Linked DNA regions of Homo sapiens: region 2 is linked to region 1. A link is an interaction called in ENCODE POLR2A ChIA-PET data of the cell type or tissue named here. Cell type or tissue: Panc1. All regions are shown on one strand. Each heading gives the region's core, and the rest is flanking DNA. Links, peaks and the distances in the headings are about the cores only.

Region 1 (16,898 bases), core at 13,378-15,877:
ACTTTTCTAGATTAAAACAGGCTTAGTTACTAAAAAGGCAGTCCTCATCTGTGAACAGGATAGTTTCGTTAGAAGTATAAAACTCCTTTAGTGGCCCCAGTTAAAACACACATACCCTCTCTGCTGCTTTCAAATTCCCTAGCATGGTGGCCTTTCAACATTGATTAAATTTTAAAATCCTAATTTAAAGATCAGGTGAGCAAAATGAGTAGCACATCAGTAATTCAGTAGACAAAACTTTTGTCTGAAAAATTGCTGTATTGAAACAGAGCCCTAAAATACCAAAAGACCAGGTAATTTTAACATTTGTGGAATCACAAATGTAAATTCATAAGAAGCTCTAATTAAAAAAAAAAAGTCTGAAGTATATGAGCATAACAACTTAGGAGTGTGTCTACATACTTAACTTTTGAAGTTTTTTGGCAACTTTATATACTTTTTTTAAATTTACAAGTCTACTTAAAGACTTCTTATACCCCAAATGATTAAGTTAATTTTAGAGGTCACCTTTCTCACAGCAGTGTCACTTGAAATTTAGTAGGGAAGGATATTGCAGTATTTTTCAGTTTCCTTAGCACAGCACCACAGAAAGCAGCTTATTCCTTTTGAGTGGCAGACACTCGACGGTGCCTGCCCAACTTTCCTCCTGAGTGGCAAGCAGATGAGTCTCAGTAATTCATACTGAACCAAAATGCCACATACACTAGGGGCAGTCAGAAACTGGCTGAGAAATCCCCCGCCTCATTCGCCCCTCTGCTCCCAGGAACTAGAGTCCAGTTAAAGCCCCTATGCGAAAGGCCGAATTCCACCCCAGGGTTTGTTATAACAGTGGCCAGTCTGAACCCCATTTGCTCGTGCTCAAAACTTGATTCCCACTTGAAAGCCTTCCGGGCGCGCTGCCTCGTTGCCCCGCCCCTTTGGCAGGAGAGAGGCAGTGGGCGAGGCCGGGCTGGGGCCCCGCCTCCCACTCACCTGCCGGTGCCTGAAATTATGTGCGGCCCCGCGGGCTGCTTTCCGAGGTCAGAGTGCCCTGCTGCTGTCTCAGAGGCATCTGTTCTGCAAATCTTAGGAAGAAAAATGTCCCTAGTAGCAAACGGGTGTCTTCTGTGCATAAATAAGTACAACACAATTCTCCGAAAGTTCGGGTAAAAAGAGATGCGGTAGCAGCTGCCCTGTGTGAAGCTGTCTACCCCGCATCTCTCAGGCGCTAAGCTCAGTTTTTGTTTTTGTTTTTGTTTTTTTAAAGAAAAGATGTATAATTGCAGGAATTTTTTTTTATTTTTTTATTTTCCATCATTCTATATATGTGATGGTGAAAGATATGCCTGGAAAAGTTTTGTTTTGAAAAGTTTATTTTCTGCTTCGTCTTCAGTTGGCAAAAGCTCTCAATTCTTTAGCTTCCAGTTTCTTTTCTCTCTTTTTCTTTGTTAGGTAATTAAAGGTATGTAAACAAATTATCTCATGTAGCAGGGGATTTTCATGTTGAGAGGAATCTTCCGTGTGAGTTGTTTGGTCACACAAATAACCCTTTCTCAATTTTAGGAGTTTGGATTGTCAAATGTAGGTTTTTCTCAAAGGGGGCATATAACTACATATTGACTGCCAAGAACTATGACTGTAGCACTAATCAGCACACATAGAGCCACACAATTATTTAATTTCTAACTCTCTGTGGTCCCTAGAAAAATTCCGTTGATGTGCTTAGGTTAAAGTTCTGAAGATACCCGTTGTACCCTTACTTGAAAGTTTCTAATCTTAAGTTTTATGAAATGCAATAATATGTATCAGCTAGCAATATTTCTGTGATCACCAACAACTCTCAGTTTGATCTTAAAGTCTGAATAATAAAACAAATCCCAGCAGTAATACATTTCTTAAACCTCACAGTGCATGATATATCTTTTCATTCTGATCCTGTGTTTGCAAAAATATACACATGTATATCATAGTTCCTCACTTTTTATTCATTTGTTTTCCTATTACCTGTAGTAAATATATTAGTTAGTACATGGAATTTATAGCATCAGCTACCCCCAGGAACAGCACCTGACAGGCGGGGGATTTTTTTTCAAGTTGTTCTACATTTGCATAAATTATTTCTATTATTATTCATGTATGTTATTTATTTCTGAATCACACTAGTCCTGTGAAAGTACAACTGAAGGCAGAAAGTGTTAGGATTTTGCATCTAATGTTCATTATCATGGTATTGATGGACCTAAGAAAATAAAAATTAGACTAAGCCCCCAAATAAGCTGCATGCATTTGTAACATGATTAGTAGATTTGAATATATAGATGTAGTATTTTGGGTATCTAGGTGTTTTATCATTATGTAAAGGAATTAAAGTAAAGGACTTTGTAGTTGTTTTTATTAAATATGCATATAGTAGAGTGCAAAAATATAGCAAAAATAAAAACTAAAGGTAGAAAAGCATTTTAGATATGCCTTAATTTAGAAACTGTGCCAGGTGGCCCTCGGAATAGATGCCAGGCAGAGACCAGTGCCTGGGTGGTGCCTCCTCTTGTCTGCCCTCATGAAGAAGCTTCCCTCACGTGATGTAGTGCCCTCGTAGGTGTCATGTGGAGTAGTGGGAACAGGCAGTACTGTTGAGAGGAGAGCAGTGTGAGAGTTTTTCTGTAGAAGCAGAACTGTCAGCTTGTGCCTTGAGGCTTCCAGAACGTGTCAGATGGAGAAGTCCAAGTTTCCATGCTTCAGGCAACTTAGCTGTGTACAGAAGCAATCCAGTGTGGTAATAAAAAGCAAGGATTGCCTGTATAATTTATTATAAAATAAAAGGGATTTTAACAACCAACAATTCCCAACACCTCAAAAGCTTGTTGCATTTTTTGGTATTTGAGGTTTTTATCTGAAGGTTAAAGGGCAAGTGTTTGGTATAGAAGAGCAGTATGTGTTAAGAAAAGAAAAATATTGGTTCACGTAGAGTGCAAATTAGAACTAGAAAGTTTTATACGATTATCATTTTGAGATGTGTTAAAGTAGGTTTTCACTGTAAAATGTATTAGTGTTTCTGCATTGCCATAGGGCCTGGTTAAAACTTTCTCTTAGGTTTCAGGAAGACTGTCACATACAGTAAGCTTTTTTCCTTCTGACTTATAATAGAAAATGTTTTGAAAGTAAAAAAAAAAAATCTAATTTGGAAATTTGACTTGTTAGTTTCTGTGTTTGAAATCATGGTTCTAGAAATGTAGAAATTGTGTATATCAGATACTCATCTAGGCTGTGTGAACCAGCCCAAGATGACCAACATCCCCACACCTCTACATCTCTGTCCCCTGTATCTCTTCCTTTCTACCACTAAAGTGTTCCCTGCTACCATCCTGGCTTGTCCACATGGTGCTCTCCATCTTCCTCCACATCATGGACCACAGGTGTGCCTGTCTAGGCCTGGCCACCACTCCCAACTTGACCTAGCCACATTCATCTAGAGATGGTTCCTGATGCTGGGCACAGACTGTGCTCATGGCACCCATTAGAAATGCCTCTAGCATCTTTGTATGCATCTTGATTTTTAAACCAAGTCATTGTACAGAGCATTCAGTTTTGGCTGTGGTACCAAGAGAAAAACTAATCAAGAATATAAACCACATTCCAGGCTGCTGTTTTCTCTCCATCTACAGGCCACACTTTTACTGTATTTCTTCATACTTGAAATTCATTCTGCTATTTTCATATCAGGGTACAGACTTATAAGGGTGCATGTTCCTTAAAGGTGCATAATTATTCTTATTCCGTTTGCTTATATTGCTACAGAATGCTCTGTTTTGGTGCTTTGAGTTCTGCAGACCCAAGAAGCAGTGTGGAAATTCACTGCCTGGGACACAGTCTTATAAGAATGTTGGCAGGTGACTTTGTATCAGATGTTGCTTCTCTTTTCTCTGTACACAGATTGAGAGTTACCACAGTGGCCTGTCGGGTCCACCCTGTGGGTGCAGCACAGCTCTCTGAAAGCAAGAACCTTCCTACCTATTCTAACGTTTTTGCCCTCTAAGAAAAATGGCCTCAGGTATGGTATAGACATAGCAAGAGGGGAAGGGCTGTCTCACTCTAGCAACCATCCCTCCATTACACACAGAAAGCCCTCTTGAAGCAAAAGAAGAAGAAAGAAAGAAAGCTTATCTCTAAGGCTACTGTCTTCAGAATGCTCTGAGCTGAATGCTCTTGCTCCTTTCCCAAGAGGCAGATGAAAATATAGCCAGTTTATCTATACCCTTCCTATCTGAGGAGGAGAATAGAAAAGTAGGGTAAATATGTAACGTAAAATATGTCATTCAAGGACCACCAAAACTTTAAGTACCCTATCATTAAAAATCTGGTTTTAAAAGTAGCTCAAGTAAGGGATGCTTTGTGACCCAGGGTTTCTGAAGTCAGATAGCCATTCTTACCTGCCCCTTACTCTGACTTATTGGGAAAGGGAGAACTGCAGTGGTGTTTCTGTTGCAGTGGCAAAGGTAACATGTCAGAAAATTCAGAGGGTTGCATACCAATAATCCTTTGGAAACTGGATGTCTTACTGGGTGCTAGAATGAAAATGTAGGTATTTATTGTCAGATGATGAAGTTCATTGTTTTTTTCAAAATTGGTGTTGAAATATCACTGTCCAATGTGTTCACTTATGTGAAAGCTAAATTGAATGAGGCAAAAAGAGCAAATAGTTTGTATATTTGTAATACCTTTTGTATTTCTTACAATAAAAATATTGGTAGCAAATAAAAATAATAAAAACAATAACTTTAAACTGCTTTCTGGAGATGAATTACTCTCCTGGCTATTTTCTTTTTTACTTTAATGTAAAATGAGTATAACTGTAGTGAGTAAAATTCATTAAATTCCAAGTTTTAGCAGAATGTGTTTTTTTTCTTTCTTTTTTTTTTTTTTTTTTTTTTTTTGGTGCTTCTTATTTGCAACCTGGCCATGTGGTAGAAAGAATGTGTTTTAAAGTTTTACTTTAAGAGATTCCTTTTCAGGCTTCTAGTGTTTAAAAAGTAAATAACAGCTAAGTGAGCTTAGAACTCATTCAACAATTGGCCGGGCACGGTGGCTCATGCCTTTAATCCCAGTACTTTGGGAGGCCGAGGCAGGCAGATCACCAGAGGTCAGGAGTTCAAGACCAGGCTGGCCAACGTGGTGAAACCCTGTGTCTACTAAAAATACATGAAAACTAGCCGGGCATGGTGGCACGCGCCTGTAATCCCAGCTACTCAGGAGACTGAGGCAGGAGAATCACTTGAACCTGGGAAGTGGAGGTTGCAGTGACCTAAGATGGCGCCACTGCACTCCTGCCTAAGCAACAGAGCAAGACTCCATCTCAAAAAAAAAAAAGAACTCATTCAACAATCATGCGTTGCTTAATGACTGAGATACAGTCTGAGAGATGCATTGTTAGGGGATTTCATCGTTGTGAGAACATCATAGAGTGTACTTACACAAATACACACCTAGACTAGATGGTGTAGCCTAAGCCTCCTAGGCTACAAACCTGTATAGTATTGAATACCGTAGGCAATTGTAACACATTGTTAAGTATTTGTGTATCTAAACATAGAAAAGGTACAGTCAAAATATGGTATAAAAGATAAAAAATGGTACACCTGCAAAGGGCACTTACACTGAATGGAGCTTTCAGGACTGGAAGTTTCTCAGGATAAGTCAGTGAGTGGTGAGTGAATGTGAAGGCCTAGGACATTACACTACTGTAGACTTTACTGTACACTTAGGTCACACTAAATTTATTTTAAATTTTTTCTTTAATAATAAATTAACCTTGGCTTACTGTAAATTTTTTAGTTTATAAACTTTAATTTTTTTAACTTTTTGACTTTTTTTTTTTTTTTTTGAGACAGGGTCTCACTCTGTCACCTACGCTGGAGTACAGTGGCACAATCATGGCTCACTGCAGCCTCCACCTCCCAGGCTCAACCTATCCTCCCACTTCAGTCCCCTACCCCCAAGTAGCTGGGATTTCAGGGGCATGATTGACTCTTTTATAATAACACTTTATTTTTAAACACAAACACATTGCACAGCTATACAAAAATATTTTCTTTATTCTATAAGATTTTTTCTATTTTTAGTTTTTTTTTTAATTTTTAAACTGTTTCATTAAAAACTAACATGCAAACACACACATTAGCCTAGGCCTACACAGGGTCAGGGTTATCAATATCATTGTCTTCTACCTCCATATCTTGTCCCACGGGAAGGACTTCAGGGGGCAATAACACACATGGAGCTGTCATCTCCTGTGATAGTGCCTTCTGAAATACTTCCTGAAGGACATGCCTCCGGCTGTTTTACAGTTAACTTTTTTTATAAGTAGGCGTACACTCTGTAGCAATGATTAAAAGTATAGTATAGTAAATACATAAATCAGTAACAGCCATTTATCATTATCACAAATGTGAGTCATGTGTTACACTGTGACATCACTAGGCAATAGGAATTTTTCAGCTCCACTATAATCTTACCAGACCACCGTTATATATTCAGTTCATCATTATGCAGTGCATGACTGTATTTATTGAACCCTCATTAGTTGACTGTGCTAAGCACTGAAGTTACAAAAATGAGTAAGGCAATGGACAGTCCTTTCAGGAGCTTACAGGAAGAGAAGGGGCTGTGAAAAAGGTTTGTGTAACTAATTGCTAATCACCTGGAGATGAGCAAAGTTTTCACCTTGGAAATCATGCTTAAGGGGACTCAAAAACAAAGAGCAATGATTTCCAGTTTCATGAGGAGAAATACTTTGCCCATGTAGAGGCCTGTAGTTTTATGAAAGAGCAGGCAGGGAAGGTGAGGAGGCTGGTGAGACTGTGCCTGGGACAGTGGCCTTCAAATATCTGGATCATAACCTAGAGAAAGAAATAGAATCTGCCAGCATGAGCTGGTACACACATACACACACATACACACACACACATATATGCTGGATCATTTTCTTTGAAGCTGTGTACAAACAGCTCCTTTGGTTATCTCTGGTATTTGGTACTCACTTAGGACCACATTGCATTAAAAAAGCCTAGTAGCCTTTTGCCATTGATTTTACCCTCTGGACTGTCATCCCAATTTACATTTCCTGTTGTCTAGGGAAGAACTCCTTATGTGGATGGCTCCCGGAAGGCCATATTTGTTCAAACTTACATTTTACAAAATGATGCTATGTGGTCCACACATTCTCTTTTCTGTTTTGTTATCTACTACTCTGAAAATAACTAGTGACTAAAGCTGATTTCACAATCACATGAATAGGCCATGACTTACAGTTTGAAAATTATTGATAAAAGAGGCGGGTATGTGAAGGAGAGTCAGGAGGTAAGGTCATATAGGCCATGTAAAGGAGCTTGGAACCACAGAAGGACTTTAAAGAAGGAGATTATTTCTGTTAATTTTTGTTCAACTATGTATGTACTGGAGGCAGAGGGAGGAATAGATCAAGCAGCTCCCGAGATACTACACAATAAACCAAAAGGGGGATCATTGTCACTGATACATATATTCCTCTCTTCGTATATAATATCAGGTATACTGTATTTAAATTGGACTTCCAGAATTCCCTAGAAGCTCCCATTAGGACTTGCCTTTATTTTTTTATAGGTCCTAAATTGCATTTAAATTTTATTTATTTATTTATTTTTGAGGCAGGATCTTACTCTGCACGTAGACTAAAGTGCAGTGGCACAATCTCACCCCCCAAGTATCTGGGACTACAGGCAGGAACCACCACTCCTGGCTAATTATTATTATTCTTATTTGTAGAGACAGGGTCTCACTATGTTGCCTAGGCTGGTCTCAAACTCTTGGGGTCAGGTGATCCTCCTGCCTTGGCCTCCCTAAGTGCTGGCATGAGCCACCATGCCCAGGAGGCTGGTGAGACTGTGCCTGGGACAGTGGCCCTCAAATATCTGGATCATAACCATTTAGATTTTTAAACTTTAAATTTTAAATTTTAAAACTCTTTAAAAAATATTCATGAGGTAATATAAAGGGTCAAGAATTTGATCTTTATTAAGATATCAAAAACTTGTGGTTTATAAAGGGGTCAGTCATAATGATACATGTTTCCACAAACCATAGGCATCTACAACCAGGTTTGATTGGACCATTTTCTTTATTTTTTATTTTATTTATTTATTTATTTATTTTTGAGATGGAATTTCGCTCTTATTGCTTAGGCTGGAGTGAAGTGGCGCGATCTCGGCTCACTGCAACTTCCGCCTCCCAGGTACAAGTAATTCTCCTGTCTCAGCCTCCCAAGTAGCTCGGATTACAGGCATGCACCACCACACCTGGCTAATTTTTTGTGTATTTAGTAGAGATTGGGTTTCACCATGTTAGTCAGGCTGGTTGCAAACTCCTAACCTCAGGTAATCCACTCCCCTCGGCCTCTCAAAGTGCTGGGATTACAGGCTTGCGGCACCGCGTCTGGCCTACTGGACCTTTTTTTTTTTTTTTTTTTGAAGCTATGTATGAACAGCTCCTTCAGTTATCTCTGTATTACTCACTCAGAACCTACTATACATTACATTACATTACATTACATTACATTACATTACATTACATTACATTACATTACATTACATTAAGAACCTAGTAGCTGTTTGCCGCTGATTTTGCCCTTTGGAATGTCAGCCCAATTTGCACCTCCTGTTCTGTAGGGAAACACTCTTAATGGTAGGGATGGGTCCCAGGATGCCATGTTTGCTCTGCAGTGTGGTGAAACCCAGTCTCTACTAAAAATACAAAAATTAGCCAGGCATGGTGGTGCATGTTTGTAATCTCAGCTGCTTAGGAGATTGAGGCAGGAGGATCACTTCAACCCGGGAGGCAGAGGCTGCAGTGAGCTGAGATCACACCACTGTACTCCAGCCTGGGAGACAGAGTGAGACTCTGTGGAATAGAATGCAAAATTCAGATTCTTAAGGCAATGTATTTCTACTTTTATAGATTTATTTTTAAATAAACCCATTTTTATAAAAATGAAAAAAATACAGATAACTTCAAAGATACTATTTGACTTTAATAACTGCATTGGAGGATACCACTAGATGCCCCTTGATACAATTCCCTCTCCTGTGGAAAATTTTGAGAAGCACCACAGCAGCCAAGAGAACACATTGGCACTTGTTTGGAAAGGGGTCTGTTGTTCTAAATGCTGTACCTCCTCTGGTCTCCAGGATTCTTCATTTGAAAATGACAACTATTCTGTGATAAAGAAAGTCAAGTTTACCCATATTCACTGGATGTCTACAACTGGTGTCGGCTTTCAAAGAGCATCCGATACAAGGAGGCAGAAGCATCAAGAGGCACCCAGTAGTTCATTGGTTCAACAGTGATGGTTTGTAATAATAGACCCTCCCTCCTGCTCCTTGGATTGCATTGTGATACAGTGTTATTTAACTGTGGATGCAGCAAAAATAGTGCCCTGGAGGAGAAGGGAAGCAATTGACATCCAGTGAACTCCCCAAGTGCCAATTTGGTACATGCCATACAAACTATCTTATTTCATCAAGTCATTCTTACCTCCAAAGTGAGAATAAGTAGATGGTGTGGTCAGCCCCAAAAAGTTCTGAAATGAAGTTGTATATAAACACATAGGAAAGAAATATCAGTGCATGCTCTAGGGTCTAGTGGTGCCTAAACAGAGTAGAGGTTCAATAGTATTGAATGGATTAGTGATGAATTTCCAGTGGCCAAGTGACTGAAATGTAACTGCTGAAATAAAATCATCACATACTTACCATAAAATATTTAAAGAATACAAAAACTACTAAGAAAAAAATTAATATTACCTGAAACTCCACAACCTGGAGAAAATCACTGCTAATATTTTGATAAATAATTTCTAGATACCTAGCTTTGTACAGATACATGTAAGATACAGGAATGAAATTTTACGCTATGATGATGGGCTGGCTGTACACCCCATTCAATAACTTGTGTTTTGAGTGTTGTGTGTTGCTTTACAGAAGATCTTGGACAATTCGTCATTGCAATACATATAAATCTACATTAACTTCTCTTACAGCTGAATAGTGTGCCATTGTGTAAATGTACTATAATTTACTTACCCAATCCCCTATTGATAGGTATTTCTCCCCACCATATATCCAATTTTTTACTGTTAGAAACAATGCTTCTAAGGAGGGTGCGGTGGCCCACGCCTATAATCCCAGCACTTTGGGAGGCCAAGCCCAGGGGTTTGAGACCAGCCTGGGAACATGGTGAAACCCCGTCACTACAAAAAATACAAAAAAAAAGCCAGGCACGGTGGCATGGACCCTGAGACTGAGGTGGGAGGATGGCTTGAGCCAGGAAGGTCCAAGTAGTAAGTCATGATTGTGCCACTGCACTCCAGCCTAGTTGACAGAGTGAGACCCAGTCTCAAAAAAAAAAAAAAAAAAAAAAAAGAAGAAGAAGAAAGAAACAGTGCTTCTAAGGGCAGTACTGCGCATGCATTTATATTTATTTGCATATGTCAGCAGCTAGCTTTAAGTCATCTCATCACTGGAAACTCATACATTCATTCATTCAACACTTAATGAACTTCTGTTCCAGGCACCAGCAAACCCTAGAAATACAGTAGTGAACAAAACAAGGTGCTTGCTCTCATGGAGCTAACATAAATATTTGCATAGGATAATTACATTATGATAAGTGCTAAAATTGCTATAAGGTAGAAAGTACTTGCATTGGCCAATGCAAAGACTTTGGTATTTACTCTGAATAAGATGGGAAACTGCTGGAAGATGGGAAACTGGTGTCAGAAAAGGCCCTGTCAAAAGAGTTGAGGCATGAAGAATGAGACTAAGGCAGCTAGGTGGGGTGCTCAGGGGAAAGCAGCTGAAAGCTTCAAGGTAGGAAGGCTTGGTATGTAGAAAAGACATCAGTGAGCCTAGAGCATAGTCAGTCGGGGGAGGAGTGGTCAGAGATGAGGTTAGAGAGGTAGAGAATGTAGACAGCCTGTTTGAGAAGCTGAATCATAAAGCAGAACAGAGAAATGGAGGTAGAGCTCAGGGAGGATGTGGTATCAAAGGAGAATTCTTGTTTTCTGAGATGGAAGACAGTCCATTGTGGAAACAGAGAGATTGAGGGTGAAAAAGAAGCAATAACAGCAGAAGCAAAGGTAATGAGAAGAGGGAGAGGAAGGGCCCAGGAGAACAAGAGGAAGAGCTGGATTTGAGAGAGAAAAGGATTAATGGGAGGGCAGGCAAAGACAGTGGGTACAGGTACAAACAGACCAGTCAATATGGCAGTGAAACTAGTCATTGATTCATTTAGTAAATATTTATTGAGCACAGTGATGTGCCAGGCACTGTCCTTAGGCACTGGGGATGTGGCAGTAAACAAAATACACAAAATGTCTTGTTTTTATGGAGCTTGTTTTCTAGTGAGGGGCAACAAATAAATAATTATAGTAAACTAGGATGTTAGATACATGTGTGGGAAGAAATGAGGAAAGGAATATAAAGTGTCATGGGGGTGCAATTTTAAACGAGGAGATCAGTGAAGGCCTCATAGAGAAGGTGACACTAGATCAAAGGACTTACAGAGAAGAGGAATCTAGGTGTATTAGTGATGAAGAAAACAACAGGTGCTAATGCCTTAAGGCAGGAGCATGCCTGCCATGTCCAAAGAACAGCAAGGGGGCCAGTGTAGCAGCAATTAACTGCAAGAGAAAGAAAGGAGATATTCCAGGGAAGTTAGTGGCAGGAGAAGCATATCTTGGAGGGGCTTCTTGGCCAATGCAAAGACTTTGGTATTTACTCTGAATAAGATGGGAAACTGCCGGAAGGCAAGAAGCACAGTCGTGACATATGATCTGTTTGTAAAGCCACTGTGACTGCTCTATTGAGAAAATACTTTAGGGTGGCAAAGATGTAAGCGGGGAGCCTGGGTTAGGAGGCTGTTGTAATAATCCAGATGAGAGATAATGGTAGCTTTGATCAAAGTGAAAACAATGGAGACAACAAGATGTAAGATGTTTTGAAGGTAAAGGTTATAGTAGGTGCTTATAAATTAGACATGGCATTGAAAGAGAAGAAGCGTGGATGGGCTGGGCGTGGTGGCTCACGCCTGTAATCCCAGCACTTTGGGAGGCCGAGGTAGGTGGATCACCTGAGGTCAGGAGTTTGAAATCAGCCTGGTCAACATGTGAAAGCCCATCTACTAATAAGAAAAAATACAAAAATTAGCCAGATGTGGTGGCGGGCGCCTGTAATTCTAGCTACTTGGGAGGCTGAGGCACAAGAATCACTTGAACCCTGGAGGCGGAGGTTGCAGTGAGCTGAGATCACAGCATTGCACTCCAGCCTGGATGACAGAGTGAGACTTTGTCTAAAAAAAAAAAAGTGAGGATGTCTCTGAAGTTTTTGGCTTAAGCAGGTGGAAAGATCAAGTTGCCATTTACTGAGATGGGAAGAATGTAGGAGGACCTGGTTTTAGGGAGAATATTGGGAGTTGGACACTGGACATGTTAAGCTTGAGCTCATATGAGACACTGAAGTGAGGATGTTGACTAGGCAGTTAGAGGCATGAGTCTAGATTCCAAGGAAGTGGTCTAGATTGGAAATAAAAGTTTTGAAGTTGTCAGTGTATGGATGGCATATAAAGCTAGAGATTGGATGAGATCAACAAGAAAGAAAGTGTCTATAAAAAGAAGAGATCCCGGCTGGGTGCGTTGGCTCATGCCTGAAATCCCAGCATTTTGGGAGGCCGAGGCAGGCGGATCACCTAAGGTCAGGAGTTCAAGACCAGCCTGACCAACATGGAGAAATCCCATCTCTACTAAAAATACAAAATTAGCCAAGCGTGGTGGCGCCTGCCTATAATCCCAACTACTAGGGAGGCTGAGGCAGGAGAATTGCTTGAACTCGGGAGGCGGAGGTTGTAGTGAGCCAAGATCATGACATTGCACTCCAGCCTGGGCAACAAGAGTGAAACTCCGTCTCAAAAAAAAAAAAAAAAAAAAAAAAAGGAAAGATCCCAGAACCAAGCTCTACAGTGCCCCAGTGTTTATATGCCAAGCTCTACAGTGCCCCAGTGTTTATATCCCAGGAGACGAAGGAAAATATGCAACAGAGACTAAGTGGACTTTACGAGAAGCAGAAGGTGAGCATAGTGTCTGGAAATCCAAGTGAAAAAAAATCTTTTGAGGAGGAGAGAGTCATTGTTGTGACAAATGCTGCTGATAGGTCAAGGAAAATAAGGGGCAACTGATTAAGCAACATAGAGAAGATGAGCAACCTTGAAAAGAAATCTTGATTAGGTGGTAGAAGTAGAAGCCTGATTAGATTGGATTCAAGAAAGAATTGGTCAGTAAGTGGGATGTGAAAAATACTAACTGTGAAATGAAAAGTACTAAGTGTAAAGTAAAAGATGTGAGGTGTGAAGTATGACCTGGTACAATATTGACCCCACACTTTGATAAGCTCAGAGTACTTTCCTCCTAAGATCAAGAACAAGGCAAGAATGTCAGCTTTCACCACTTCTATTCGACACTGTACTGGAGGTGCTAGCTAATGCAATAAGCAAGAAAACAAAAAACATACAGATTAGAAGGGAAGTAAAGTCTCTCTCTCTCTCTTTTTTTTTTTTTTTTTTTTTTTTTTGAGATGGAGTCTCACTCTGTTACCCAGGCTGGAGTGCAGTAGCAAGATCTTGGCTCACTGCAACTTCCACCTCCCGGGTTCAGGCAATCTACCTCAGCCCCCAAGTAGCTGGGATTACAAGCATGTGCCACCATGCCCGGCTAATTTTTGTATTTTTAGTAGAGACGAGGTTTTACCATGTTGGCCAGGCTGGTCTCAAACTCCTGACCTCAAGTGATCTGCCCACCTCGGCCTCCCAAAGTGCTGGGATTACAGGTGTGAGCCGCCACACCTGGCAAGTCTCTCTTTATTCAAAGACAGTATGAGTGTCTATGTAGAAACTCCAAAGGCTCTACCAAAAAAAAAAAAAAAAAAGGCTACTAGAATGAATAAATTTAGCAAGGTTATAGGTTTAACTGCAAAAGGGCACAAGGAAACTTTCTAGAGAGATGGAAAATGATATCCTGATGGTAGTCACGGTTACATGATCATATATATTTTTCAAAACTCATCAAACTGAACATTTTAAACTGGTGGATTTTACCGGATGTGGAATATACCTCAATAAAGCTGATTTTTAAAAGAAAAAATAAAGATGTTTTCTTTCAATGCTAACAACAAAGCCATCCTGAAATAATTGTCCAAGAATGTTTATAGCTTGTGAGTCACCTCAACAAGGGTGGAACGAGAGGAAAATTACAGTGAAATTATAACCCATTGATTCAGTTGGCGCCCTCATGAACACCAGAAACTTTCCTTTCTGACTCACTTTACTTGGTAGCTTCCACTGCCTTTATCCAATAATAGTACTCAACCTGGGGTTTACAAACGGAAAATTAATTAAAATGAATGTCTATTTGGTTTTCATGATCCAAATCCTTTTTTAAAAACATCCTTTTTATATTTTTTACAGCGAGAAATATAGTTGTCAGGAGCACAAGATGATCACGTTTGCTGGTGATCATTTTCTCTGCATGTAGGCAAAATTACATCCAGAAGTTAAATGGTGAGTGTGGAATCGGAGCAAGGGGAGTTGATTAGCTGAGCAGTCCTATAAAATAAAATAAATCAGAAAGAAGGGAATATGGTGGAAAATAAAAATTCCTATACCTGCCCTCTAAACTCACTAATACCATTATGAAGTATCCAGCAATGAAGATTTCAAGCATACGTACGTAAAAAGTTGAACCATATGAAATTGCCATTCTCATAGGTTAGAAATTACTGCATGTCGGCAATTTCATAAGGCTCAACCAATGCATCCTCTTGCTGCACATACTGCCATACTCTATATACTCACATTCTTTTTTTTTTTTTTTTCTTGAGACAGGTTCTCACTTTGTCACCCAGACTGGAGTGCAGTAGCATGAACACAGCTCACTGCAGCCTCAACCTCCCTAGGCTCAGGTAATTCTCCCACCTCAGCCTCCCAAGTAGCTGGGACCATTATGCACCGCCAACCCCGGCTAATTTTTTATAGAGATGAGATTTTGCCCTGTTGCCCAGACTGGTCTTCAACTCCTGAGCTCAAGCAATCTACCCACCTCGGCCTCCCAAAGTGCTGAGATTGCAGGTGTAAGCTACTGTGCCCGGCCTACTCATACTCTTTATAATTCTCTTTTTCACTTAATAATAATGTATAGTGGCCATTTTTCCCTATCAACACATACAGCTCTACATCACTTTCTAAATAACTGCATAATTTGCCATTACATGGACATACCATACTTTAACCCTTTTGATGGATATTTAACTTGTTTCCTGTCTTTTGCTCTGTCATTTAATATAGTTGGATAAACACAACGGCTGTTGTCTTCAAACACAAAAGCTCCATGTTTTCATTTCCAGTCTAGTGACATGCATGCCAAAACAACATACTTGGGTTTGTGGGTTGAGTTTCTGTATCTCTCACCATTGTTTAAAATCTCAAATACCCACACAACAATAACAAAAAAAAATAGGAAAATCAGGCTGGGCTTGGTGGCTCATGCCTGTAATCCCAGCAATTTGGGAGGCCGCGGCGGGCGGATCACTTGAGGTCAGGAATTCAAGACCAGCCTAGCCAACAAGGTGAAAACCCATCTCTACTAAAAATACAAAAATTAGCCAGGCATTGTGGTGACGTGTGCCTGTAATCCCAGCTACTTGGGAGGCTGGAGCAGGAGAATCACCTGAACACGGGAGGCAGAGGTTGCAGTGAGCTGAGATCTCACCACTGCACTACAGCCTGGGTGACAGAGCGAGACTCTGTCTCAAGAAAAAAAAAAAAAGAAAAAAGAAAAAGAAAAATATATAGGACAATCCACTATATTGTTTAATTTGGATATAGACCCAAGTTCATCGCTAAAGATGCCACCTGAGTTATAATCTTTGTTATTCAAGCTGAAAAATCCTGCCCCAGAGAATTATTATTATTATTAGACTGTTACTATTTACAGCTTTGCCTTTTATCAATGCTTATGTTACTACCCTGCTTAAACAGCTTTATCTCATTTGCAAGAACATGGGTAGATCTGGAGGATGTTATATTAAGTGAAATAAGTCAGGCACAGAAAGACAAATACTGCATGATCTCACTTATATGTGGAATCTAAAAAGGCTGAACTCATAGAAGTAGAGAGTAAAATTTGGTTATCAGGGGCTGGAGGAGTGGGAAGGGAGGGAAGTGGGAGCTGCGGATCAAAAAGTACAAAGATTTAAATAGACAAGAACAATAAGTTTTGAGATCTACTGCACAGCAGGGTGACTATGGTCAATAATAATGTATCATATATTTCAAAATAACCAAGAGTAAGTTTCAAATGTCTCACCATAAAAAAAATAGGTAGGCAAGGTGATGGATATGTTAATTTGTTTAATCACTCCACATTGTATACATATAACAAAATATCATATTGTACTCCATAAATGTATACAGTGATTTGTCAATTAAAATAATATTAATTTTTAAAAGGCTCTACAGCTGGGTGTGGTGGCTCATGCCTGTAATCCCAACACTTTGGGAAGCCGAGGAGGGTGGATCATCTGAGGTCAGGAGTTCGAGACCAGCCTGGCCAACATAGTGAAACCCTGTCTCTACTAAAAATACAAAAATTAGCTGGGTGTGGTGGTGCATGCCTGTAATCCCAGCTATTTGGGAGGCTGAGGCAGGAGAATCGCTTGAACCCAGGAGGCAGAGGTTGCAGTGAGCCGAGATCTCACCACTGTACTCCAGCCTGGGCAACAGAGCAAAACTCTATCTCAAAAAAAAAAAAAAAAAAAAAGGCTCTGCCTGCAGAATAAAATATAACT
Region 2 (16,898 bases), core at 10,537-13,036, 150 kb before region 1:
GAAGATTGTGTAGACTCTAGAGGAATACCAGAGGATTGGAAATAGGAATAGCAGAGAAAATACCAATTTAGTGAACAATGATGAGCCAATTAGACAAAAAAAACATTGGCTTGAACTTCATGGGAAGGCACCGAATCATTACTAACTCCTGTGGTATTCAGAATAATAACATCAATCATGATGAACTGCTTTGGTAGTCATATGTCTGTATGTAATTCCATAAAAATTCTCTTAGTTTTGGCATTAATTAATAGTGACTGTATTTTATAAAATGGCGTATTTCATTGAAAACACTTACGTTTAAACATGTCATCTAAGAACTTGAAAATCTTTCCTAACATGCATTAAAATGATAATTACTGAGTTCTCATGGGAAAAAGTAGTTTCTCATTTTAGGTCCCAAAGTTTCAACAGCATTTGGTATAGCATTTCATTTCACTTGTGGTCCTAATGACTCACTGCATTCTTTTCACCAGAACTTATCCCCTGTTTACTCTCAGAGTTCTGTCTCATGTAGACACAAGCCTAGTAGTGAATCAATAACATGACTATTTTCATGAACAGTGGAATAGTTCAACCTCTGCAATGCCATTGGAAGACATTGTCTAGTCTGCAAGTTTAAGGAAATTTAACATTTCCTATACCTTTATATCTTGATTGGGTTTGGCTTTTTTTTAAAGATTAAACTCTGAGGGAAACTTCTCAAAGCTGAGCCTAGGACATTCTCATGCAGTTGGGAAGCAGCACTGTCCTTATTTTACAGATGGAGGCAGCTGGCATAAATAGCTACTTAATGATTTGCCCAAGTTCACACAAGTATAGAGCCAGGAGCTAGATTTGTGACTCTTGCACAACCCATTAGACTGTTTTCATTTCATCTAAGTCACCATAGTAGAATTAAATATAATTTTTATATCTTTGTCAGTGCTCTTTAATGAGTTAACTCCTACTTAACATAAATGTTTTAGCATTTCCGTGCCCTCTGGGCCATTAAGGTAATTTATTTTTATAATTTTAATTATTATAATCCTCTTAAGTGTATAAAATAAATTCAGAAATGAAATGAAGACATATATTTAATTGTATTATTATTAAACCACATGGTATAAATGATAGGATTCAGAAATAAAAGTTTTTCATTAGATTTTGGCCATTCATAAAATATATTGTTGTTTGCTTAACATCCCTAAAATTATTTTCAGAGTTAAGGAGAATATACTCTTATCACTGCATATTTACTTTACAACCATTGAGGAATACATACTGTGTGCTTTACAAAGATACAGCCTAATTTATTTGCAAAAAGTTAATAAAACTGCGTATGTGATAACAGTTTTTATGCTGTTTCCTCACAGATCTCTGTTAATTGTTACCTGTTTATGGTTACTTTTGCTGTATTGTTATCATTGAATTAGGATAGTCTCCAGTTAAATTATCTTCTCTCCAATGAAAAAATCCTGCTTAAAAAAAATCTGAGGGTATGATGTACAACTTTTACACATGATACATGAACTTTAACACAATTGTGAATTAGAGCCCAACTTAGTTCAAGACAAAATGTATCTCGAACACTTCTTTTCTTCTTAAAATATCAGCAATAATCTAGTATCCAAAGTAGGAGATTCATCATCACCTTAAGACTTCTTAGCAGTTTTTCTTGTGTGACAAAATATTTTACACCTTTATTTGAGAACAAAGGAAGATTATGAGAGACCACTAGAAATGGAATTTTAGCATTTCGAAGGAATTTTTATATGACGTTGTTCCTCTTGGCAATTCAGAAAGCACTCCAGGAATTTGTCTAGTTAGTGTTTTGTATATATTAGAATCTGTGTCTATTTCCTTTGTAAAAAAATACGAAGACCTCCCAAGTCATAACTTTTATTATCAATTCTTGTAATGATCAAATATGACGTCTGTACAGGAAATAAATCGTGTAGTAGTTTAGCTGGTAATCCATGTTCTGCCTCAAAACCTAGGAATGAATGGCTTATTAGCTGTTGAAAACTCTGTCATTAAGTATCATTAAATCCTTTTTTTAAAAACTTCCTTTATGCCAGGTAAATTTTTATATTGCGAAAACTGAATTAAGCCAAAGAAAGGCTTGCAAAAACCAATTCAGATCACACTGTGACTATAACAAGACATTTTCAAAACCAGCATTCCAGTTGTTCTGTCAGGTCATTCCATCAGGTCTCAAAAGGTGACTAGGATGCTGAAAAAGGTTTGCCTTCCACATTGTGACGTAAATTCATTTATTTGTGTTACTTTTGTTTAGAAATGGCTTGTTACAATAAGGTTTTATCACTGTGACTCATAGATCATGTAAAGTCAGCCCATTCCCGTTTTACTCTTTCTTGTAATTTTCAAAATATGGCGTAGTGGCAACCCAAATTGAAATCTTGAGAAGCTGGCAAGGTTGATCAAAGTGGAATCCACAAATTAGGATTGTAACCAAAACTGGAGGAATCATTTTTAACCTACTCAGGAGGCCATTTTAGAGTCCTGAAGGTATCACTTATACACAAATCAGTGAAATTATAACATTTTTAGAGTTGGAAAATTCCTTGGAATATATGTAGCCCAGCCTCTCCCCACTTTATGTTTAAGGAAGTGGGTCCCGAAGAGGGTGGTGAGTTGCCCAAAGTCATGCAGTTAGTACTGTGCTAGGACTGTAACCAAGTTCCTATTATTCTAGTTCGGTGGACTTTCCAAAAGCCATATAAATGTGTTTTTCTCACTCATGTAGAATTATTTCCTAGAATAAAGACCTATATTTAAAACATCTTATTACTGGTTTGAATGTGTTACTATACTTGCTTGTACATTGCTCTAAAAACAATGTTAGTTTGAACTTTGCCCTCATTTGACTGACCTACCCCAGAATCAGTAATGCTCTCTTCACTAGAACTTTCATTCTTAACATTTTATTCTCCTCAACTAGAGCCTCATTCCAAGTACAGTATATATTTTTTCTCCATGAAGAATTGTAATCATTTATGTCTCTGCATTTCATTTCAGTAGTGCTCACTATGCACTATCAAAGTTATTATCCTATTTCCCTGGTAATCACTTGCGTATTTGTCAAATAAGGGTGTATGTTGAATAAACATGTGGCTTTTATTCAATTTGGTAAACATTTATTGCATACCCTCACAGGACTAAAGAAGGCTACAAATCAGTACAGCAGAATGCCTTCAAAAACTTACAGGACACACCCACCAAGTGCTGCAGAGCAGTCAGAAGTTCCCTATGAGATATAAGTGGAAAAGAGGTTCAGAGGATCAAAAATGTACATGTGATTATAGGAATGAGAATTTGATATGAATACCCTGAAGAATTTCAGGTTTGGTTTTGGACATTGGCATCTGTTTTTTCTCAGTTGATCTTTTGTTTGTTTGGTTTTGGTTTTTGGTTTGTTTTTGTTTTTGTCAGACAGAGACATTTCCATTACTCAGGCTAGAATGCAATGGTGAGATCATAGCTCACTGCAGCCTTGAACTCCTGGGCTGAAGCAATCCTCCCAAGTAGCTGAAACTACAGGTGCACACTACCACACCAAGCTAACTTTTTAATTTTTTTTGTAGAGACAGGGTCTCGCTATGTTGCCCAGGCTAATTTCAAACTCCTGGGCCTAGGCAATTCTCCTGGCTCAGCCTCCCAAAGTGCTGGGATTTCTTTTTTTTTTTTTTTTTTTAGGCAGAGTCTCCCTCTGTTACCCAGGCTGTAGTGCAGTGGTGTGATCTCAGCTCACCACAACCTCCGCCTCCCAGGTTCAAGCAATTCTCCTGCCTCAGCCCCCCGAGTAGCTGGGATTACAGGCATGCGCCACCACGCCTGGCTAAGTTTTGTATTTTTAGTAGAGATGGTGTTTCACCATGTTGGTCAGGCTAGTCTCAAACTCCTGACCTTGTGATATGCCCACCTCGGCCTCCCACATGCTGGGATTACAGGTGTGAGCCATCGCGCCCAGCCGTGTTGGGATTTCAGGCATGTGCCACCACCCCTGGCTCACTTGATCTTAAGTTGCAAAATCACATTCATTAATTCTATAGGTGTGGATGGGGAATGGGAGTGGGATATGAGTAGTCATATATTTGCCTTCCATGGGGCCTCAGGAAGCAGTGCCTCAACTAGATTTAAGGAAGTACTGTAGTACTGAGAGGTCTTAAGGCCAAAAGACACCATCTGCTTATTTCATTTTATTTATTCTATGTTATGAAAGAGAGTCCCTAGCAACAAGACACCTGGTTACTAGCCATGTGACTTGAGCAAGTCACTTGACTTTTCTGAGCCCTAGTTTTCTTATCCATAAAACAAGGATTAAAATATGCAAGTCAAATGAGTTAAAATGTAGAAAGTATTTTGTAGACAGTTCAGCATTCTATGATATAAAGGATGGAGATTCTTCTCTTGTGTATTTTCTAGTTACGTCCATGTGCTTTTCAACTGATCATAGAACTATACCAAGGGTCTGACCAGTAATAATACTGGCATATCAAAATTGCCTAAAGTGATGTCAGCTAGATTTTGCATGGAGCCTTTAATGGCCCGCCAAAATGACTTGATCTACTTGGTGTCCCTAAAGGCCTTTCTTCCTTCTGGTTTGAGCGTTTGTTGACTATAAAATGCCTTTTTTGCATTTCCTGCTCCTTCTTGCTGATGATATAATAGTTGCTTCTTGAAATACTATTGAAAATCTTCAGATTCTCTGGAAAGCCATATTCTGTAACCTGTTATCTGTAAAAGTTCTGAGTATAGAACATGCAGTATGCCATTAGAACACACAATAAGTTTAGAGATTTAATTTTAAGAATTTTCCATTGTGTATTGAAACACTTAAAAAGTAAAAGCCCTGGGAATAATATAGTATATTACCATCTGCGCATTTTCCCTCAATTCTTTCCTGATGGTAGCTGATGAAATTGAAATGGTAATTTTTAGAATGTTCTAATATTTGATGTATTTAAAATACATCACCTTTTATTGGCCTGCTTTATATGGGAACAAGAAAGCCTACCTAGCAAAGAAATACAACCTAGTTTTATATCTTATTTATTCTGTAAGTCCTTGTGCAGCAGCATGTTAATGTGGACACACAGCTTGTAGATAATTTAAAATCTAGAAAGGGAGAATGAGATACATAGAGAAATAGCCACCACATAAGGCAGTTTATGACGAATACAGTGTGTTACAAATGACAAAAGCCACAGGAATTCAGAAGAGGGAAAAATAAGGACTGGCTTCCTAAAGAAAGTGGCAATTTTTTTAGAATATTGAAGCTGTTACTCTGAGGCATGAGTGACACAAGCCAGCAGAAGCCAGAGATTTGAAGTCTTGCTCAAGATTTGCTGGTTTCCACTTGGGGAAAGACACCATTAGGCTGGGTACATCTGGAGAGATGAGTGCAAGAAGCCAGTTAAGCAGGAGAGAAGTGGACTTGATTGTGGAGGCACTGTGTTTCAAACTCAAATTAGGCAGCTCTTGGGTGGGTGGCTGATACCATTGTTGTGTTTTCAGCTGATTAATCTGGTAGCAGTGTGCTCGTTTAGGAGAAATTACAACAGGAGATCAGTCAAAGAGAATGGTCCTCTGGTTTGGGAATGAAATAATCAGGGCCTGTACCTGGAGTGGGGCAATGATGATTAATTGGAAGGAAATGAGAAATTGAGAAGACTTGACAGGACTTGGTTACTCATTGTCCGGAGTAAAGGAAAAGCAGAAATAGGTAAGTTAATTATCAGTTTGGGGAAGGTGATTATATAGTTTAGTCTTGTTGAATTTGGCCTGGAATAGGAAGGTATATCTCAGGGCACTGCAATAACTTGTGGCTGCAACTTCTGAGCCCCATGTAACCTTTGAGGAGTCATGGAATCTAGGAGAGGTGCCACAATACTAGAAGTGAGAAATATTCTGTGTTTTTTTAAAGATAGGAAAAAGATAGATTCTACAAAATACAATCCAGCAAAATTGATACTGATTTTAGGTTATTAAAATAATAAGTTGTGAGCATATAGAAAAATAACTGGTTAAGAAGTATGAAAAAATGCCCAAATCTCACTACAATAAGAGAAATGAAAAGTAAAATGATAGTAAATATTTCCCCCATCATATTGAGGCAAGCAAAAAAAATAAAAAGTTTTATAATGTCAGGTGTTGGTGAGACTGTTAAGAAATGGATAGTCTCGTACACCAACTGTTGGGATTATAAATTGGAACAGATTGAGTATCTCTTATCTGAAATGCTTAGGACCAGAACTGTGTTTTGGATTTTGTATTTTTTCAGATTTTGGAATATTTGTGTATATATAATGAGACATCTTTGGGATAGGTCCCAAGTCTAAACACAAAATTATTTTTCATTTATGCTTTATACACATAGCCTGAAGGTAATTTTATACAATATTTATACTTCTGTGCATGAAACAAAGTTTGTGTTAAGTACTTAAACGTGGAATTTTCCACTTGTGACATCATGTTGGCATTCAAGAGGTTTTAGATTTTGGAGCATTTTGGATTTTGGATTTTCAGATTAGGGATGCTTTGCCTTTAAAGCATTTTGGAGGTAATCTGGAAGTATCTTTTAATATTAAAAATACATATGTTCAGCGACTGAGACTTCTCACTTCTCAGAGAAATCCTGGTACAAGGGCAAAAGGAGGCATGAATAAGAAAATTTGCTGTAGCATTAATTATAATGGAAAAAATGGAAATAATCTAAGTTCATTAGTAGAGGGATGGCTGAATAGACTGCTATGTATAGAATACTATGTGACAATTAAAAAGAATGACATAGACCTATAAGAAATTATCTTTAAGGCACAGTGTTGAGTTGGGGGAAAGCCATTTTTTGGACTGTAGGTACGGTCTGGTTGGTTCCATTTATCTGAAGTACATGTATATCTCATATAATTCACAGAACCAAACCTGGAAGAATATACAACAAACTGATAATAGGGACTACCTCTTTGGAAGAGACTAAGATTAGGGTAGGTGATAAGTTTGCCAGATTTAGCAAATAAAAATAGTGCTTAGTTAAATTTTCATTCTTTTGCTGTATATTCAGTGTTTATTGGATGGCTGGATTGATAAATATAGTATGAAGCAGATTTGGGGCCCAAAGTGAAAAAGCAGCAGACTTATCAGCAACACAGGTTCCTGGAAATAGCGGCTACATTTAAAATTTTTTCATGGAAAGTTATTTTCAAACTCAAATACTCTACCCTCAACCTTATCTAATTTAATCTTTATCATATCCTGTGAAGATAAATATTATTTTATTAAAGAGGTTCAAAGAGCGAAGTACCACATTTGATCAGTTCTAAGATGCCCATTTTTTCACAAATGGGCCTTTGAAAACAGAACACATTTTGAAGTCACTGTTCGCAGGCATCAGTCCTGATCCAGTGGTGATTGCCTGCCCACGTGCCTGAAACTTGCAGAGTTACTCAATGGCAGGCATGAAAATCCTCGAGGTCATAGTAGAGTTCTACTGCTCTGTCATCAGTGCCCTTCATGGGACAGAAGACAAAATTGTGTGGAAAACACAGACATCTAACAACTCTGAGTAGAAAAGGATGTGAAAGAGCAGGACTCTGAATGTGAAGAAATTCTTGGAATACCTTCATCAAATTATTTCATTTCAAATTTAATTTTTAATGTATGTTCAAGAATGATAGATAAAATCCAAATGTGAAGAAGTCTGCAAGAGCCCTTTTAATGGGCATAATTAAAACTTCTGAATGATAAGAAATTGTGTCATGTCAGTTTGACAGTCATTTGTCTTTTTTAGTAGTACATTAAGATTTAGATTCGATAAAATGGACATGTTAATTAGCTTGATTTAATCATTCCACAATTTATACATTTATCAAAACATCACATTGCACCTCATGAATATATATATAGTTATTATTTGTCAATTAAAAATAAAATACACAAAATTACCCAAGGTCGCCCAGCGAGAAAGGTAAGAGTTAGGACCATAAAGCCTATACCTTGAGTCTCTTGCAGTGTACTATAGAGTGAAAGGAAGATGACTATACACTTTTTGTCTTACTTACAAACTTTCCACTCTTCGTGTTTCAAGAAATTGAGAACTGTCCAGGGAGTTGGCAGTGATAAAAATGTTACATATTTAACATTACTTGGAGAAATTTGGATTCTTCCAAATGCTGTAAAATAATAATGTGTACATTCATATAATAGTTTTACTTTTCAAAGCAGTTACACACATGCATATTACCTGATTAATAGTGTATGAGACAAACATAGTATCCTCCCATTTACCAATGAGTAAACTGATGTAAATGGAAATTAGGTAAAGTACTACTAAGAAGCAGCAACAGATCCCAAAGGAAAACTGAGGTCTCTGTTATGGTTTGGCTGTGTCCCCACCCAAATCTCACCTTGAATTGTAGCTCCTATAATTCCCATGTGTTGTGAGAAAGACCCGTTGGGAGTTAAGTGAATCATGGGGGCAGTTTCCCTCATACTGTTCTAGTGGTAATGAGTAAGTCTCACGAGATCTGATGATTTTATAAGGGGAAGCCCATTTTGCTTGGCTTTCATTATCTCTTCCCTGCTGCCATGTAACATGTGACTTTTCTCCTCCTTTGCCTTCCGCCATGATTGTGAGGCCTCCCCAGCCATGTGGAGCTGTGAGTCCATTAAACCTCTTACTCTTTGTAAGTTACCCAGTCTCTGATACGTCTTTATTAGCAGTGTGAGAACAGACTAATACAGTCTCTGTGCCAGTCCATGAAACATCTAATGATTAGCCTGCCAGGGAGGTCCTGAATAGCATACCTGTACTGAATAACTTCCCAGATTTGGACAAATATTGGAAAGACAATAAATTTTTTTTTTAGTTGCAGAATAAGAGATGTAGAATAAAGTGGGTGCACTAATCTCAAGCATACAGTTTGATGATGTTTTACTAGTGTAACCATCCAGATCAAGATACAGAACATTCCAGTCTTCCTTATGCCTTCCCCAGTCTATAACTCCCTCCCCCAGATGTAATCACTACACTGACTTATTTCATATAAAAAGTATGTGCTTTTTGTGTATAGCTTCTTTTACTGAGCATCTTGTCTGTGAGATGAATTTTTGTTCCTCTCTCTGCCAAAATGTTTCCCAAGTGGATAGACCATTTGTGTTTCACCATCAGTGTATGTGACTGCTCTCCATCTTTGTCAACTCTTGATATAGTCAGTTTAAACCATTGTAATGATATCTTATTGTGCTTTTAATTTTCAATTCACTGATGATTAATGAGGTTAACCTTTTTACAAGCTACTGGACTTTGGGTTTCCCCTTTTGTGAAGTGCCTGTTCACATCTTTAACCCATTTTTAAATATTGGATTGTGTGTCTTTTTCTAATTTAGTTGATGGAGTTCTTTCTTTTTTGAGACAGAATTTCGCTCTTGTGTGTCTTTTTCTAATTGAGTTGCTGGAGTTCTTTTTTTATTATTATTTTTATTTATTTTTATTTTATTTATTTATTTTTTTCTTTGAGACAGAATTTCGCTTTTGTCACCCAGGCTGGAGTGCAATGCCATGATCTTGGCTCATGGCAACCTCTGCCTCCCTGGTTCAAGCGATTCTCCTGCCTCAGCCTCTTGAGTAGCTGAGATTACAGGCACCTGCCACCACGCCCAGCTAATTTTTGTATTTTTAGTAGATATGGGGTTTCACCATGTTGGCCAGGCTGGTCTCGAACTCAAAGTAGCAGGAGTTCTTTATATATTGTGAGTATAAGTCCTTTGGCAGATACATGCAGTGCAAAAATCTCCCAGGATGTAGGGATTTGAATGGGATCCTTCCCCTCTCTCTTCACCGAGAAAGGGCAGCAAACTAATGGTCTTATCACTTGGACCTCTCTTCTATCTGAGCACTTAAAAAAATATAGAGAGACAAAATGTTTCCCTACTGCCTTTTAGCCTATTTTAGCAATTCATAATATGGAACACAAACATCCCATACTTGTACATTTTAAGTCTCCAGTAAAATATTTTTAACTGCGAACTCTAAATATGTTACAGATAATGAAGCCTCATAGCTAGGCTTTTAAATATTAAACACTTTCAATTTCCAGCATGCATTTTATCTTCCAAAAAAGTACAAAAGGGGTGTGTGTGTGTGTGTGTATATATATATGTATACATTTTATACATATAAAATTTTAACTGGTAAATTCAGAAAAAAAAGAGTTTACAAACTTTAAAGAAGAAAAACAATTTGTTTAGCCTACCATTGTACTACTTTGTGAATGAAGAGTCTAAGGTTGTGTGTGTATGTATATTTTGGGATGAGTGTAAAAACTGTATTCCTCTTAGATATATAGTTAAAGTACAAAATAAAAACAAACTACATTCAAATATAAGTGTTAAAGAAACACCAGATAGCACTGGTGAGCCTGATACCTCTTGGCAAACCAGCAAGTGTCATGTCTGACACTCTGAGATGACCCCAAAATCTGTGCTAAAAAGTTGCCTGCTTACAGCCTTAGCAGATAAAAACCTTCAGAAAACATTTTTGAAAGGTGCTGTGTGCTGATTCTGACAAACATAACAGAAGAACAGAAGCAGAGATTGGAAATATTCAAGGAAAGAAAGTACAATTTCTATTTCAAAAGAAACTTCTTACTTAGGGTATTTACCTTGGTTATTTTGCCTTTAAACTTTTGATTAAGCTTTTCACTCTCAACCTAAGCAAAGTTCAAGTTGTTCTGAGAGGACATTATTGATTTAGTTTTCATTCTAAAATATTTTAAACAAACTGAGTAAATCTTAAAAACAACCCAGTACTTATTTGTATCATTGTTTGTCTCTAAAATGGTTCATTTTATTGTCTGTCAGCACCACTTCTAGCTTTTACTTTTCCAATAATTTTATGCTTTAAATATTAAAAGCATAAAACTTATTGAGCACCTATTCTTCCCTAGAATCTGTCAGGAAGTGGCAGTTAAGAAAAACAAAACAAAACAAAAAACCCTGAATAACTTGTACTTACTATCTTCGAGTAGCTATAGTCTGTTGAGGACATAAAACAGTGCTGTTTATAATTTAGAAAGTTATGTGCCATTACTTAGAAAACTCTGAAGTACTATGCCGTCTGTTTCTGTGGAATATTTTTTTAATGGTCCTTAGAGGATTTATTTCACAAATTTTACCAGAGACTTACTACATTTTTTTATTTTCTAAAGACTGCTGGCTACTAACTTAAAAAGTAGGGTTGATTAAAAGAAACATTAATATATATGTATAATTTTAACTGGTAAATTCAGGAGAATCCAAAAAGTAAAAATCACCCATAATCCTACCATTTTCAACACCTGACAGAGGTAGCAATCTTTAACTGTAGCTATATCTCTTTCCAAACATTTTTATATATATTCAGACTAAAATTGCCAGATTTAGCAAATAAAATAAGGACATTCAGTTAAACTTGAATTTCGAAGAAACAACAAATGATTTTTTATTTAAATATGTCCCACATATTGCATGGGACACACTTAAACTAAAAAAGTATTTGTTGTTTATCAGAAATGCAAATTTACCTTAGTGTCCTACGTTTTATCTGGCCATCCTAATGCAAACATAGCCACACATACATAAACCTGTACATATATCTCTTGTTTTGTCAGAATAGAATCAAGCTGTATATATCACTCTAAGCCTTACTCCTTTCTCTGTCGATTTATCTAGTTTACATGTCAGAATTACCCATGTTCTTTCTAATTGCTGCTTGATATTATACAGAGAGACACATCATCGTTTATTTAACTATTCCTCTAATTGTGGATATTTTAGCTGTCTTCATTTTTTTACTCTTTCAAGCAAAACAGCACTGAATGTCTTTGTATTGACTCATTGTAAACTTGTTGGTTTTGTAGCCTGAATTCCTAGAAGTTGAATTACAAGGTTGTAGCATATTTTTAAAGCAGCATTGGGTCATTCCTTTCATACTTAGTGCCTGAGGCTGGAGACTTGAGGAGTTGCAGAGGGGCCACGTGTACCTGGGCACGAGGTGAGGAGGAGCTTAGGTTTCTGATGATATGGGCCTTGTGTGTGTTAGGCACCTTTCTGGCTTCTCAAATTCGGTTTCCCGCCTTCACTGTTCGCTCCATGAGACAAGGCATCCTTGTTCTCCAGCCTGCCACACAAGTTGGCTCATGATACAAATGTAGAATGAGTAAATGAATATGAATTTATTCAAGGGGTTGCTGAGAAAAATAAATGAAATAATGTATGCAGAGTACCTGGGAAAAAAATAATGTATGTAAAATGCCTAGGATGCTTCTTTATTTTTCTCATCCCACCCCCATTTCCAGTTACTTTCTTAGCATCAGGAGGCTGTAATCTAGGGAGGGTGACATTACAGTTAGAGTAAAGTGGAATAAGTTCTGTGCCAGAACTATGCTCAGAGCATTGTGAGATTATACGAGGCGGGCACATAACCTGTGCCTGTAAGGAGAATTGCCCAGGATGTGGCCAAAAGTTACTTAAAGTAAGCCTTGAAAGACAAGTTGAAAGGAGCCAGACAGACAAGATGTGTATGTTGGAAGATGTGTGTATATCGGGGGATAGGACAATGGAGCAAGCATTCCAGGAAAAGCAAATAGCATTGCAACAGAACAGAGATATAATAGAGCATGTTACCCTCAGAGCATAGTAACAGGGATGTAGGAACAGCTGGAAATTAATCCAGAGATAGTTAGGAAGCAGACGTTAAAGTGCTTTAGGTAACAATCTAAGTTTTACCTTTGTCTTATAGTGAACAGTGGGGGACTTCTGCATGACTCAGATTTACCTTTTAGGAATATCACTTAGGGCTAGGCATGGTGGCTCACACCTGTAATCCCAGTGCTGTGGGAGGCCAAGACAGAAGAGTTACTTGAGCCCAGGTGTTTAGACCAGCCTGGGCAACATAGCAAGACTCTGTCTCTACAAAAATAAAAATAAAACATTAGCTGAGCATAGTGGCATGTGCCTATAGTCCCAGCTACTCAGGAGGCTGAGGAAGGAGCATTGCTTGTGCCCAGGAGTTTGAAGCTGCAGTGAGCTTCACCACTGCACTCCATCCAGCCTGGGCAACAGAGTGAGATCCTGTCTCAAAAAAATAAATAAATAAATACCACTTAGTGCAGTGGAGAAAAGATTAAAGATGCAAAAATCTAAAGACAGGAGTTCTTTGTGTCGGAACACCATTGTAGTAATCCAGGCAAGAGATACTGACTACTTGGCAAGGGCCATGGAGATGGGAGAGAAGGGCTTATTTGAAAGGTAATGTAGGAACTATAATTACCATGATTTCGTGACTTGTTAGATATGTGTTTGGGAGGAGAGAAAGAATCTAAAATGTCTGTCAGATTTCTGAATTGATCATTTGGGTGGATGGTGGTACCATTATACCAGATAAGAAATACAGATGGAAGGACAGGTTTTGGTGGGAGTAAAGAAACTGTATTATTATTTTGGAACAGATGGAGATTACAGTTACCAGGGACTATTCTAAAAAACATAGCAGGAAGCATGTGTACATTTGCACATGCAGAAGTTTGCACATCTGGAGCTTGGGAGAGCAGCCCCAGCTGCCTTATGACTGGGGATGCCTCAGAATGTGACTAAATGTTGAAGCCACAAATGAATGGGAGATGAGGGGTGGAGGCAGAATTTAAAATTTAAGACAGTCTTGAGAAGTATAATTGCAAAGGTAATTATGGAAACACAAACAAATGGTGAATGTTTTTGGTAGCCATTATAGACAATAGCAAAGGGAGCTTACTAGAGACCCAGAGAAGGCAGTACCGAAAGCCCAGATGAAGTTAGAGACCATGATGTGCAACCACTTCAGACTTGTTATGAACATTTTCTCTCAGCAGTCCTAATTGTAGAGATGTGCAAATTGTTCTGAGATTAGGCCTTAGAGGACCAGTATAAGAAAAAGTGGAAGCCAATTTTTGGTGCCTGGAAAAAGAATAATACCAAAAGCTGACTGGGGGTTTTAGGTGGGCCAGGAAAAGTTTGAAGGCAAGAGGCGCACGTTTAAGAAAACAACTAGTTCAAGACATTTTAGACAGGGGTATCCCTAAATCAGAGTAGCACTGAATACATAAATTGTATTTGCAATGCAAAAACTTGGATACCTGTACTCTATTATGCTGAACACTAAGAGTTTCCCATCTATAGGGATGCCCATGTTTCCCTGGGCAATTCCTATTGTAATACCAATTTTTTTTTTTTTTTTCGGAGATGGAGTTTTGCCCTTGTTGCCCAGGCTGGAGTGCAGTGGCCGGTCTTGGCTCACTGCAACCTCCACCTCCAGGGTTCAAGCGAGTCTCCTGCCTCAGCCTCCCTAGTAGCTGGGATTACAGGCATGCACCACCATGCCCAGCTAATTTTGTGTTTTTAGTAGAGACAGGATTTTACCATGTTGGTCAGGCTAGTCTCAAACTCCTGATCTCAGATGATCTGCCTGCCATGGCCTCCCAAAGTGCTGGGATTACAGACGTGAGCCACTGTGCTGGCCTGTGATACCAATTTTAACATTAGCTGGATAAATTCTTCTTTGTAAGAGTCATTAGATCGTTAACCCAGTTCTCAGTTTTGCCTTGGTGGGTAGCTCTTCAGTTCCATTTGGCCTGAAGATCCCCCTTCCTCTGCACCTCCATGCTTTTCCTGACTAGTTGTGACCACCCAGATCCTCTTCCTCCAGCAGATTGAAGAAGTTGTTAGTGAGGAGTACATGGTCCTCCTTCCACTGGAGATACATTGGCTACCTCTATCATAACTGACTTCAGTTTAAAAAGTCAGTCCTTGCAACAACACAAAATAAAAAATGTTGAAGTCCCACCTCTATGGAGTCCCCATAAGCAGCTGTGCGTGCAACTCTACCCAAAACAGATAATATGCACAGATGTGTTTATGGGAAGGAGGCACAAGGACTTTCAGTGTGTTGTTTTCAGTTTCTCACCACTACAAGGGTTTCTTTTCTTTTTCAAGGAGGTACATTGTGGTAAGCATGTTTTATGACCCATAATAAAAACCCTTGTAAAGACCATTTTTTGACCAAATGAAGCTAAGTGTTCTTTTCAGAGTCCTTGTTTGCTCCTCTCCCCCTCTCTGTATTGGAATGCACACAGTTCAGCATTAATGGATAACATAAGGAAATAATGTCACAAATTCTAGTTCTTATTTGTTAAGTTGAGAAAGCAACCAGAGTTAACTATGTAAGAAAGTTCATTTGTAATGTTTTTCCCGTTTTGGTAGTAGCTTCAGAATATATATGTTGATTAAGTAAAATGGTATATTTCATGCTTATAGTATCCGGTTATTATCCTATAAAAAGCACCTAAGGACAGTTTCGGGAAATCTCAATAGTCAGAGAGGCCTACAGAAAAATCTGTCCAGGTATAGGGAAAAAGCAACTTAAAACCATTTTAGCAAGTTGGGTCATTTACAAAATGAAACATGTAATACATTCAATGAATAATAACAGATAATTTCTAAGGACCTAGACTTTCAAAATTAAGAACAGACCACATAACATTTGATTTAATTAAAACAACAGATATTTTAAGGATTATATTATAAGTTGTGTTTGTTGATCTTAATAGAGTGTTAGGGAAGATAGAAGGCTATCCACATACTAACTGGGGAAAATTCAGTGGATCTGAACTTATAGTATTATCACAGCCTCATCTTCATTTAGTGGCACCAGTGCTGAACCCATTACCCAAACTGGGAGGTTTACACATTGTTTACCCAAACTGGGAGGTTTACACATTATTTTTAGTTCTTGTAGCCACCCTACAAGAAAGTGTTGTCCCCATTTTACAGATGAAGAAACGAAGGTTAGATGCTAGCGGAGGGAAGATTAAATAACAGGCCCAAGATCACACAGTGTGCAACCTGGAAATGTAGCGGAGCTCTCCAAAGATGGGCCATTAAAATTGAACTGTGAGAACAAATATTAATATATCACATTTGTCTCTTGAATTGCTTTTCCCCTTGCTTTTTGTTTCAATATTCTAATTTAGACCTTCTCTATCATATGTTCAGAATAGTATCATAGCCTCCTTACACCACCTCCCATCCATTATGTATGCTAAAATGTCAATAATAACATGCCATGGTTTTACACATTTTTACTACTTACCCACTGAATATAAGATAAAACACTATAGACTCCCTGTGTCCACCAGCAATAAATCCCTTTGCAGTGTGGTCCCATTTAGCAGTGTGCCCTCTTTAGGACCCTGCCTGCTGGAGCTATAGCTGGTGTACAAACACGTAAGCACTTCCTCCTCCTCTATTAGTGTCCTCCATGACAGATGCTTCCCCACACCAAAACTAATACCAGCCTTCCTCCCAGATTGGCTTAGATGCTGCTCCCTCCTTGGTGCTTACTCAGTGCCTAGCGCTCTTGTGCCATTTGTGGTCCTTGGCACATACTGACATGAAGTATGTAGGTACATATTCTTTTCTCCCTGCTAGAGTAAGAGCTCCTTGGGACACTCTATTCAGGTGCTTCCGTGTAGCATCACCTGACACAATGCCTTACACATAGTAGGGACTTCATAGTTCTTTTGAATAAGTGGTAGCAATTTATTATGTGTATGAACTTTACAATAAATAAAGTGCTTAAGCATAATATCCTATGTCATATATATAACCATAATACACATAATCATATATAAATATATATTACATAATCTATAATATATCTTGTTTAAATCTTTTTGTGGGGTCATTTTCTCAAAAATAGATGTGAAAAGCAAGGCCCACGAAAGTTGCAAGTGACTTGTCTTAGATTATCTAACTTGCAAGTACAAATTTGGATCCAAAGCTTTTAGCTCAAAACCCAGTGCTCTTTCTTTTAAATCATACTG

The links. ChIA-PET counts read pairs that join two places held together with the same protein. Peaks named below come from ENCODE experiments on the same cell type or tissue, not always from the same donor. Only the 100,000 strongest peaks of a DNase experiment are listed, where the experiment ranks them.
Region 2: POLR2A ChIA-PET joins it to region 1 with 9 read pairs; 2 of 35 experiments call an interaction of 5 or more read pairs at or near these places.

What each region holds. Positions count from the first base shown.
Region 1 is chr7:92,592,891-92,609,788 of GRCh38, reverse strand. It overlaps LOC105375397 (a long non-coding RNA gene), which reads left to right and starts at 8,854. Exons shown (of 3, transcript XR_927744.3): 1 at 8,854-9,355; 2 at 14,521-14,613. It overlaps CDK6 (cyclin dependent kinase 6), which reads left to right. Exons shown (of 8, transcript NM_001145306.2): 8 at 1-4,868. RefSeq lists a silencer at 10,896-10,945. In Panc1, for the core only: no CTCF peak of the experiment used is centred there; no DNase peak of the experiment used is centred there.
Region 2 is chr7:92,735,997-92,752,894 of GRCh38, reverse strand. The region is part of intron 3 of CDK6 (cyclin dependent kinase 6); the gene reads left to right. Among named protein-coding and RNA genes, the nearest start is that of CDK6-AS1, 92 kb to the left of the region's middle. RefSeq lists enhancers at 14,641-14,790, 14,991-15,060. In Panc1, for the core only: no CTCF peak of the experiment used is centred there; a DNase peak (open chromatin) is centred at 12,009; H3K27ac peaks cover 1,396 bases.